Linked DNA regions of Homo sapiens: region 2 is linked to region 1. The links are chromatin contacts, found by Hi-C or POLR2A ChIA-PET in ENCODE. All regions are on one chromosome and are shown on one strand. The core of a region is the stretch at or near the end of the contact, and the rest is flanking DNA. Distances in the headings are between cores, read along the strand shown.

Region 1 (5,338 bases), core at 1,453-3,952:
TTTTTAAATTTATATTTACTTAATGCTGATGATTTTTTTTTTTTTTTGGAAATGTGTCATATGGCCAAACATGCTTCTCTAACTACACACTACCTAGTCTTCCCTTCCATTTTGGGAAACAGCCCCTCCCCATATTTCCTGCCCCCAACCCTCATACATAAGGTGGTGCATCTCTACCTTAAGCATAGCGTTGAGGTTATTGCTAACATCCCTTTCATGTGTTACTCTACATTATCACCTCCAAGATCAAGTCTTCCTCTGCTAAGAAAGGAGCTTTATTTGCAGAGGCTTCCTTATTGATTTGCAAGATAGGTAAGAATAAACAGAATGCAGAAAGTTAACATTTGTAAAGGCAAATTAACTGCAGAAGGAATAATAGAATATAATCACTTTGTCATCCCTAACAAATAATGGATTTAGATCAGTAGTACATAACCCCGGGGGCATATTAGAATCACCTGGAGAGCTTTTAAAACATATCAGTGAAGGTCAGGTACGGTGGCTCCTGCTTGTAAACTCAGCACTTTGGCAGGCTGAGGTGGCAGGATGGCTTGAGGCCAGGAATTCAAGAGCAGCCTGGGGAACATGGCAAGACTCTGTCTCTATAAAAAAATTAGCCAGGCATGGTGGCATACACCTGTAGTCCCAAACAAAACAAAAAACCCTATCAATAATTGGGCTCCATCCCAGAACATTTAGATAGGAAATTCTGCAAGTGAGACATGTTTTAGTATTAAAAAGTAAATAAATAAAATAAAAAGCCTTCTCCTGTGATCCTAACATGGAGTCCGATTTGAGAATCACTTAGTGAAAGGCTAACAGAGAACTGCAATGTATGGATCAGGTTGACCTAAACTCACTACTCAACTAATCAATCTTTTTAAAAAAAGTTTTATTCTGAAAAACTTCAGACACATACAGAAGTAGAGATTAGCATAATGCAATGCCATACACCCATCATTGAACTTCAACAACTGTTAACTCATAGGCAATCATGTTTCATCTATACACACCACCCCCATTACTCCAAGAATACTTGATAAGACAAACGGTGTGCTGTCTGATGGGAGTACCCCATTAGGCAGCACGCATTGTCTAGCTGTCTCTCTTTCTGACGTTAACAGCCGCTAGTGATCATTGCCAGGATCCATTATTTCATTAGGGGTTGCCAAAAGGTGATATTCTCTCATTTCTTTTGCATGTATTTGCTGGCATTCCCTGGTCAATTGTTACCCTACGGTGCTACTTGTACATAAAAGGTCCACAAAGAGAGGCAAGATGCTATCTAACTCCTGGTATGATACAATGTGAAAAACACAGTAATCCCCCATTAAGTTCTCTTGCCAAAAAATCGAACCTGACCTGAACAAGTCTGCAGGTCTAAATACCTGCTTATTAAAGGATACCAGAGATGGAAAAAGCAAAATCCTGGTTGTAGAAAACGTGAACCGTACAAATGACTTGTTCAAGTAAAATACAGGGAACAAAATAAAGAGCAAGAGAAAAAGATTAAGAGAGATCTAAGAGACATCAACCAAATATAACGTGTGTAGATTGTTTGGATACTGATTTGGACAAACTGGGTAAGAGGAAAGAGACAACTAGGAAAATGTAAATGCTGACTGGATAGTAGAGGGTAAAATGAAGTGCTAAGTACACTGATAATGGCTTTATGTTTTAAAAAGGTGTTATTGTGTTTTATAAACATGAACAAGGTAACAGATGGAATGGTACATTTCAGATTTGCTTCAAAATACTACAGTGGGGGAGAGGGTAACAGATGAAACAGAATTGATCATGAATTGGGAGTTCAGTTACTATTCAATTTTCATATATGACTTGAAGGTTTCCATAATAATTTTAAAACAAATATAATGAAAACCCTCCAAATAGGTCGGGAAGTAATCAGAAATTATTTAATCAATGGTGCATGTTTTGGGACATGCACCATTCTAGGCACTAGGAATTAAATGCGAGCAAACCAGATTAGGTCCCTGTCTTCTTGGAAAAAAAACAAAACAAAAACCCAGCTGCTTGCTTTCTCAAGACTGTGATCCACGTTCGGCGAAGTGCATATTCCAGTCGTGATCACAGTACTGTCATTTCACTCTGGGCCCGTGGATCTCGGTCCTGGCCGCAGATCACAATTCCCCGGTGATGATGGGGCATCAGCATTTGGAGGCTTCCCAAGCGATTCTACTGGTTGCCGGGTTGAGAACCGGCGCTCCTTCGTTTTCAGGCAGGCAGTGTCAACCCTGCAATCACCCTGTGGTGTGCCTAGGGCAGATATCGCTGTCCTCCATCTTAGAGCTGAAAGAACCGAGGCCGGGCGGCAGAGAGTAAGAGGCCAAGGCACAGGCAGGGCCAGAGGCCAGATTTCCGGCCTCCAGAGAGCCCAGGCTCCCCCACGAGACCGTGTTGGCCTCGAAAAAGGCTGGGTGGGCGGCGGCGCCGGGCGGCCGAGGCTCCGGCCCGCCGAGACTCCGGCCCGGGGCGGTGAACGAGGCGCGTCCTCGCTCCCGGGCGCTCCCCAGGCTTAGGTCCCCAGCGCCGGGCCGTGCCTGATCGAGCCGGCGAGTCCCGAGGAAGCGCGCCCGCCCCCCTCTGGTATGCCCTACCGCACTCACCCTCTCCCCGAGGCCCGCGCCAGGAGCCGAGGGAGGCGCAGGCCCGCACCCTGGCCCAGCTGTCCGCGGGGCTACAATGCGCCCGGGCGGAAGTGCGCCGCCGGCCGGGTCCCGCGCGGCCGCTCTAGGATGCGAGGGAGGTCCGCGCTCGGTGGCGCCCGCGCGGGACCTGGCTCTGGGCGCGCTTCCGGGCTCCCCCCGGGCCGCGAGGGCAGTGATTGAGTTTCCCTCTTTCCCAGGTCGCTGTGTGTCAGGTGGTAGCTATCGCCCTGAGGACCAGAGCGGGATAAACCAAAAGGGAAAAAGTTACTCTTCTTTTGTTTTCCGTGTAATATTTTCCACATAAGAGTGTTCTTCCTGATGTTTTGCTCATACATATGTGTCATTTTTGGTCTTTGGTTGGGATGAATCTTTACTGTCTTTCATCCACTAAGATCCTTTGCCTGACCATGCACCTTCATAAAGCCCCGTCCATATTCCATTTTCCTACTCTAGGTTGGAATATTTGCTTAACATCTGAAGCTGATTGTGCCATACTCACTCCAAGCCTTGGTGTTCTCTTAGGTAGCGGACGTGGGATTGAAAAACCCAGGCTGGCTGTATACAGAACGGGCACGTGGCGATTACAGACCACAGGGAAAAACTCCTTCAGTTTGAATAACAACTTTTAAAAAAAGTATTTCAAGCTCCTGTGTACTGCCAGATGCACTGATTTCGTGCTCAGCGTACTTGAGGTGGTCAAAATATCCAGCAGCTGGCCGGGCGCCGTGGCTCACACCTGTAATCCCATCACTTTGGGAGGCCAAGACGAGCGGATTGCCTGAGCTCAGGAGTTCGAGACCAACCTGGCCAACATGGCAAACCTCGTCTCTACTAAAAATACAAAAAAAAAAAAAAATTAGCCGGTCATGGTGGCACACGCCTGTAGTCCCAGCTACTCGGGAGGCTGAGGCATGAGAATCGCTTGAACCCAGGAGGTGCAGGTTGCGGTGAGCCAAGATCGCACCACTGCATTCCAGCCTGGGCGACAGAGCGAGACTCTGTTAAAAAAAAAAAAAAAAAAAAAAAAAAAAATCCAGCAGCTTCAAAATAGGAATCGGAGTGGTGTTTCTTGAAACTACCAGGACAGAGAGACTGCCACTTGTTTAAAAATCATTAACTCATCTACTTCTACTTATTGGGCTCTTTTAACCTTTATTCCAGTATTAATGGAGCTCTGACTTTGTGGATAGTATTATTTTTGGGGCTGAGAGATTTTAAAAATTTGTCATGGTCCCTGGTTTTGGGTTTTTGTTTGTTTGTTTGTTTGTGACAGGGTCTCACTCTATCACCCAGGTTGGAGCGCAGTGGCGCGATCTCAGCTCACTGCAACCTCTTCCTCCTGGACTCAACCAATCCTCCCACCTCGGCCTCCCAAGTATCAGTAGCTGGGACTACAGGACTACAACCTCCCAAGTAGCTGGCACTACAGGCAAGCCACCACACCCAGCTATTTTTTTTTTTTTTTTTTTGTAAAGATGGGGTTTCACTGTGTTGCCCAGGCTGGTGTGAAACTCCTGAGGTCAAGCGATCCACCCGCCTCAGTGTCCCAAAGTGCTGGGATTACAGGCGCGAGCCACCGTGCCCTGCCGGTCCCTGGTTTTAAGGAGCCTACACTCAGTCAGGAAACAATCCACTTAAAAGGATATGGAAAAAGGGAGATCACTAGCTAAGAGATGAGTGAGGAAGAGGTAGGATTTGAGCTGAATCTTGTAGGATGATGACACTTGAATTAATGTGGAAATAAAAAAAATAAAATGGACTTGGTCAAGTGGGGTCTAAATTAACAAAGCATTGAACACTGGAACTTGGACTTATCTCTCCTGACACTTGCCTAGCTAAAAGTTCCTTAAGAAGACACATAGCATTCTACAGCTTGGTCTTGATCACAATCAGCGAGGACAACAGTCCCCAACCTTTTTGGCACCAGGTACCAGTTTCATGGAAGATAACTTTTCCTTGGGAGCAGGGGGTGGGCATAGAGTTTTGGGATGAAACTGTTCCATCTCAGATCATCAGGCATTAGTTAGATTCTCATAAGAAGCATGCAACCCAGATCCCTCCCATGTGCAGTTCACAATAGGGGTCACAGGTCTATGAGAATCTGATGCCCCAGCTGACCTGACAGGAGGCAGAGCTCAGGCAATAATGCTTGCTGGCCTGCCGCTCACCTTCTGCTGTGTGGCCCAGTTCCTAACAGGCCACAGACCTTACTGGTTTGCAGCCCAGGGGTTTAAGACTCCTGAGCTAGGGATCTCCCAGAGCAGTATTCTCCATAGACCTGGCTAGGACTTATTTCTGCCCATCCATCAAAGCTTCCTACTCCCTTCTCAGAGGTTATCACACTTTTAGAGAATAGTGGATAGAACTGTTTGTTCATTTAAAAAATTTTCTATCATGGGAAATTTCAAACATATAAAAGTTGAGAAAATTATGAATGAACCTTTACATACAATCATCACTAAACTTCAACAGTTAGCAACATCTGATCCATCTTGTTACACCTATAATTCCTCTGTATTAGTCCATTTGCATTGCTATAAAAAAATACCTGAGACTGGGTAATTTATAAAGAAAAGAGGTTTATTTTGGCCCCCAGTTTTACAGGCTGTACAGAAAGTGGCTGCCGGCATCTGCTTCTGGTGAGGGCCTCAGGAAGTTTACAATCATGG
Region 2 (5,338 bases), core at 859-3,358, 5.7 Mb before region 1:
GGGAGGCCAAGGCTGGTGGATCACCTGAGGTCAGGAGTTCGAGACCAGCCTGACCAACATGGTGAAACCCCATGTGTACTAAAAATACAAAAATTAGCCAGGCATGGTGGCACAGTCTGTAATCCCAAGCTAGTCAGGAGGCTGAGGCAGGAGAATCGCTTGAGCCCGGGATGGGGAGGTTGCAGTGAGCTGAGATCACGCCACTGCACTCCAGCCTGGGCAATAAGAGCGAAACTCCATCTAAAAAAAAAAAAGAAGAACGAAAAATGCAGGCAGGGGAGATGCCTTGAACAGCCCATTGAATTGAGTAAGATTAACTCCATCCTCTGCACCTGAGGTCCAAAATGAACTTTAAGGACTCATACATCTAATAAACATCACACCACTAAAGCTAAATGTCATCCTACCCCTCTCACGAAGAAAACACAAAACAAGCTCACTACTTTGAAGATTTTCGATGCTAAGTGTGTTACATGGAGAAACCACCCAACTTCCTTTAACTTCAAAACGGAACATATATCAAAGATAAAAGGAAACTGTAAGATACAAGGGTCACTACCCCTAAAATTTAAGTTAAATTCTTACAGGGATATTCAAACCAAGCCAAGCCCAGTCCCTTTGATTCACCCAGTCACCGAGATCTTTTAAAATTTAGTTACAGGTGGCAATAAGAAAAAATAAAGGGCATACTCTCATTTTTCTCTTAAAGTATTTCTCTGAAACACTCTTAAAATAAGGATTGGCAGTAAAATAAATGAATTTTCTACCATAATCCCTAATTGACATTAATAATAAAGCATTAATTATATTTATAGTGGTTCGTTTTCCCAATTTATAATAACTAATATGTATTGTTCTGGATGGAACTAGACAGTTTTTTATTCTTTGTAATAATGAGGGCATTTCAACACATTATGTTCACTTTTAAGCTGACCTTCATACAGCCACGAGTTTGTTTATAAAGCAAGAAGCAGAGTCAAACTAAAATTTTTGTTTTACAAAATGTCAAAAACTCAGTTAATTTCTTTCATACAACAGGCAATTCCTGCAACCTTGCCCATAAAATCCTAAGACATAAACACCTGAAAGAGTCAGTTTGCCTTTTTTTGTCTCATGGCAAATATTACAGTGAGAGGAAGCTATAGCTGCCACTGACCGAACCCTAAATTCAGCAGCATCAACAATATCAATGCAGCCTGTCATGCGACGGTAGGTTCCCTAGTTTCAGACTATCTAACCCAGCAAATTCTGCCTCAAAAAGTGACATACTAAGTGGGTAAAAAACATAAAACAGCAATTTTTGAATCAAAGTTAGGGTAGTGCTGACTTCAAACATAGCTTCAGAACGCTGGGACCCATCACTAAGTGAATGGGAGTGACTGGCATCCGCTCAGACAAGTACTAGGGCAAAGGGATAAGAACTGGCAGATGGCATCTCAAAAATGAAATTCTAACAGTGGTGTCAGTACCTTGGGCATGGGCAAAAATAGTACCAACAGGAAAGGAAAGACTATATGAACCCCAAAAGCAAGCACATCGCCCAAAATTGCTGTCAATAACCACCAACGATCATCACCAATCACCTGATCCCGTTTAGATTGCACCTGGGAACCAGGCAGTCCCACCTCAAGACCAAAGCAACTGTCACAAGTAGCAAATATCACTCACCAGGCAAGGGAGCCACAAAGACCCCCGGCTGGCCCCCACGCTCTTGGTAACGGCGCCTACTTTTGGGCCCGACCTGCAGGCTTGCAGCCGCAGCGATCTGACAGCTAGCACCGCCCCCGGCTAGAGCGGGTTTGTGACCTTTGACCCCTGACCCCTGACCTCCACGGTGCAGGAACATCCCGCCCTGTGGTTTCCCATGGAGAAGCTTGAAAGCCCCCTTACCTGTCACAGCTTCATCTCATGCCGCGATGTAGCCTATCAGACCGCCGGTGGGCGCCCCAGCCAAGGAGGACAAGGATAGGGCGGAACTACGGAGGATGCGGGGTGCGTAGATCCTGCTGGGATAATCCGTGGGGCGGCAAGCGCTATACAGCCGCCGTCTCCCCAGTGATACTGCAAGGTGCCGGTGCCGCCGCCGCCGCCACTGCAGTAAATCAGCTGACACCAGCCCCAACTGCCGTGACTTTCGCTGCAACTGTCGCAAAAATGAGGGGGCGGGAAAGACTCACCATTTCCCTACTTGCAAGGCCTAAGCCGGCGCCGAGAGAGCCAGCCGCGTTACGATGGAGACCGAAAGTGGAGAAAAGGCCAGCTGTGGGCAAGGAGTGCACGGCCGCCATCTTGGTTGTGGGAAGTCTCGTCTAGGCTGTCCTCTCTCCAGTTGGGAGGACCAAGATGGAGCGAAGGATGAAGTAGCAAGTGCACGTCTTTCTTGGGAGCAGGATGTTGCGCAAGTTTACACTTCTGACCCCATCACACTGCTTCCCACTGAGATGCAAGAGGTAGGGAATTCCCTAAACACTGGAAAGTATGTTGGATGCTGGAAAGCTAAAAAGAATGACAAATGTCCCCCAAGATAGATAAGCTATAGTATAGTGCAGGATGAGAAATGCCAAATAAGGAGCAAGGAAGAAAAGAGATGAATTATTTCTAGGTTGGGGTAAGGAAGGATAATCACATTAGGTCATATGGAAGTCTAGAAAAATTGGTCAGATTTGGAATAATAATTGGGAAAGGAAAACAACTTTGTCACCAGCATTGAAATGTAAAACATGAATATATGCAATAAATAGAAAGTTAAATTTGGAAGAAATACAAGGGACGTGAAGTAGGTGAAGTGGGAAAATGTGGTATCAGGGCTTAGCTGTTTCTGCTCCGTGAGCGGCTCCTTTAACAGGCAGTCTATGCCCTGGAGCTCTCTTGTGGGTTGATAGAGACTTCATCACATTCGGCCTAGACCAGGTAATAAAAAAGTAACATGGAAAAATAGAATAATGTAGATAACAAGAGGCTTTTAGTGGCCATATAAGCTTTTTGGTCTTTATTCCAAAGACAATGAAAAGTAATTGAAGACTTTTGACTAATAAATAGTGTAGCACTTTTCCTAACCACATGGTATTCAGGTTTTTAAAATTGCTTTACAACAAATTATCACAGTCTTAGTGTCTTAGTGGCTTAAAGCAACACATATGTATTGCCTCACATTCCATGGGCAAGGAGGTCAGGAACAGGTTAGCTGAGTCCTGTGCTCATGCTCTCACAAGGCTACAAGTGGATGTCAGCCAAACTGCAATTCTCATCTGGAGGCTCAACTAGGGAAGAATCTGATTCCAAACTCCTGTCAGCTCATTCAGTTCCTTGTGGCTGTCTGACTAGGGGCCCTGGCTTCTTACTGGCTCTGAACTGGAAGTGGCCATCAGGTCCTAGCAGCCACCCACAGTTCCTTACCACATGGGCCTTACTAAAGGCTCTCTCGCAACATGGCAGCATACTCCTTCAAAGCTAGCAAGGAGAATCTCTCTACTGAGCACAAGAAAGGAGTCACACAGATATAGATACAGCCATGGATATGGACATGGACATAGATATGGAAATGGATGTAGATGATAACCTAAATTAGGGAGTGACAGCCATCACCTTTGCCATATATTATTGGTTAAAGTAAGTCACGGGTTTTATCTGTACTCAAGGAGAAAGGATTATACAAGAGTGTGACTTATCGGGGTCACTTAAGATGGGCCAGCCACAAATATTAATTTGGCAGCAATGTGCCATGTAAATCAGGTGGGAAATACAGGGAAGCAAGGAGACAAGTGAGATGTCGTCATTGTTGTTGTAACCAAAAATGTATGGTTATCACTGCAAAAGAATCATAAATGAGACCCACAGGATAAAATCGGGAATTTCACCATTTTAGAGGCATATATATATATATTTTTTGAGATGGAGTCTTGCCCTGTCACCCAGGCTGGAGTACAATGGCACCATCTCAGCTCACTGCAACATCCACCTCCTGGGTTCACGCAATCCTCCTTCCTCGGCCTCCCGAGTAGCTGGGATTGCAGGTGCACACCATCACACCTGGCTAATTTTTTTTATTTTTAGTAGAGATGGGGTTTCACTCTATTGGCCAGACTGGTCCCGAACTCCTGGCCTCAAGATTGGCCTGTCTCGGCCTCCCAAAGTGTTGGGATTACAGGCGTGAGCCACCACACCCAGCTTTAGTGGCATTTTTAAAACTTAAGTACTACTCTGTCCTTAAAATTTAGTAGCAGGCTGGGCACAGTGGCTCACGCCTGTAATCCCAGCACTTTAGGAGGCCGAGGCAGGCAGATCGCAAGGTTGGGGGTTTGAGAATTTAGTAGCAAATTACCCTACAGCACACCAGTACCTTCTGGACTTCTTAAGCTCCAGGTTAGCTCTGCAAAAGGCAAGGAGGCTTGTTCTTCCATTTTACAAATTTCAAAAGAGGGAGATAGCCCAGTGGCCTAACAGTGACTTTATTGCTACTGTTATTTTCGGATCACTTCATGCATGCTGTTATTTTTTTCTCATCGAGGTTTTCAGTCGTAGTTTGGTATTCCCCATGGTGCCTAGTACTCAGCTAATACTCCCCTTTCCTTCCTGGACCCTCTCCCAGAAAAGTCCTATCATGGTCGATGGCTTTATTTTAATACCAAATGGCAAAGAGGCTTAATAAGGGTTTTTTGCATGATTTTTGTGTAATTAAAACTGTTTTGTGCAATTAAGAGATTCCTTTTGCACTTTCTCACATGACATAAAAGTCAAGTGTTGATACTTCTCTTTTTTTCCTGTCTCATGACTTCCATGATTCAAACCATTTCTTTCCAAGTAACAAAATGTCTTTTTCTAGAAACATCTCTAGTTACTCCATACTCAGGCCTTTTAGGAAGGAGTGAAGGTGATAAGGTTTAGGGTGTTAAGCCTCCTCACAAATGAGGGTTTCACAGCCCCCCTCACCAAACCAGCAAGACTAGCAAGGGAAAATTAGAATAGATAATGAAGGAGGAGCTGATAAGTCCTAGTGGTAGCCCTGGTCACCAACTGCAGCAACAGGGCTGTAGATCGTCTACTAACCTCCCTCTTCTAGGTTTCCCATAAGGAAGAGAGGGTGACCAGAAACCTGGAGGAGTTGCTCCCCAAACCTGTGTAGAGAAGGGAACTCATTTTTGTGTAAATAGTGGACTATGGGAGACACATGAAGCACCACCCAGATTCCCCTTCAAGAAAGAACCACTTCCTAGCTGCAAGGAGAGTGGTTTGCTCACACTCTTGCTGTTAGCTTCTTCAGGGTCACCTGGGCTTTCCAGCTGAGATCACACTAATCTTGAGGCAGCCTCTGATGAATGACTGAGCAGGGTGAGGAAAG

Evidence for each region. A loop is a pair of places that touch in the nucleus more often than their neighbours do. ChIA-PET counts read pairs that join two places held with the same protein, here RNA polymerase II (POLR2A). Pooled maps may share reads with other maps.
Region 2: a loop to region 1 is called in a map of CD4-positive, alpha-beta T cell, with 5 times the contacts of the local background. The contact joins the promoter of WDR7 here to the promoter of ELAC1 in region 1. A Hi-C loop is called at or near these places in 3 of 168 maps with a recorded cell type or tissue (CD4-positive, alpha-beta T cell, CD8-positive, alpha-beta T cell and naive thymus-derived CD4-positive, alpha-beta T cell) and 6 of 50 pooled maps. POLR2A ChIA-PET finds 5 or more read pairs at or near these places in 1 of 52 experiments (T-cell).

The regions. Positions count from the first base shown.
Region 1 is chr18:50,965,404-50,970,741 of GRCh38, reverse strand. It overlaps ELAC1 (elaC ribonuclease Z 1), which reads right to left and starts at 2,702. Exons shown (of 4, transcript NM_018696.3): 1 at 2,628-2,702. RefSeq lists a silencer at 2,375-2,864 and an enhancer at 3,015-3,074.
Region 2 is chr18:56,648,129-56,653,466 of GRCh38, reverse strand. WDR7 (WD repeat domain 7) reads right to left here and starts at 2,108. Exons shown (of 28, transcript NM_015285.3): 1 at 1,891-2,108. RefSeq lists an enhancer at 1,988-2,377.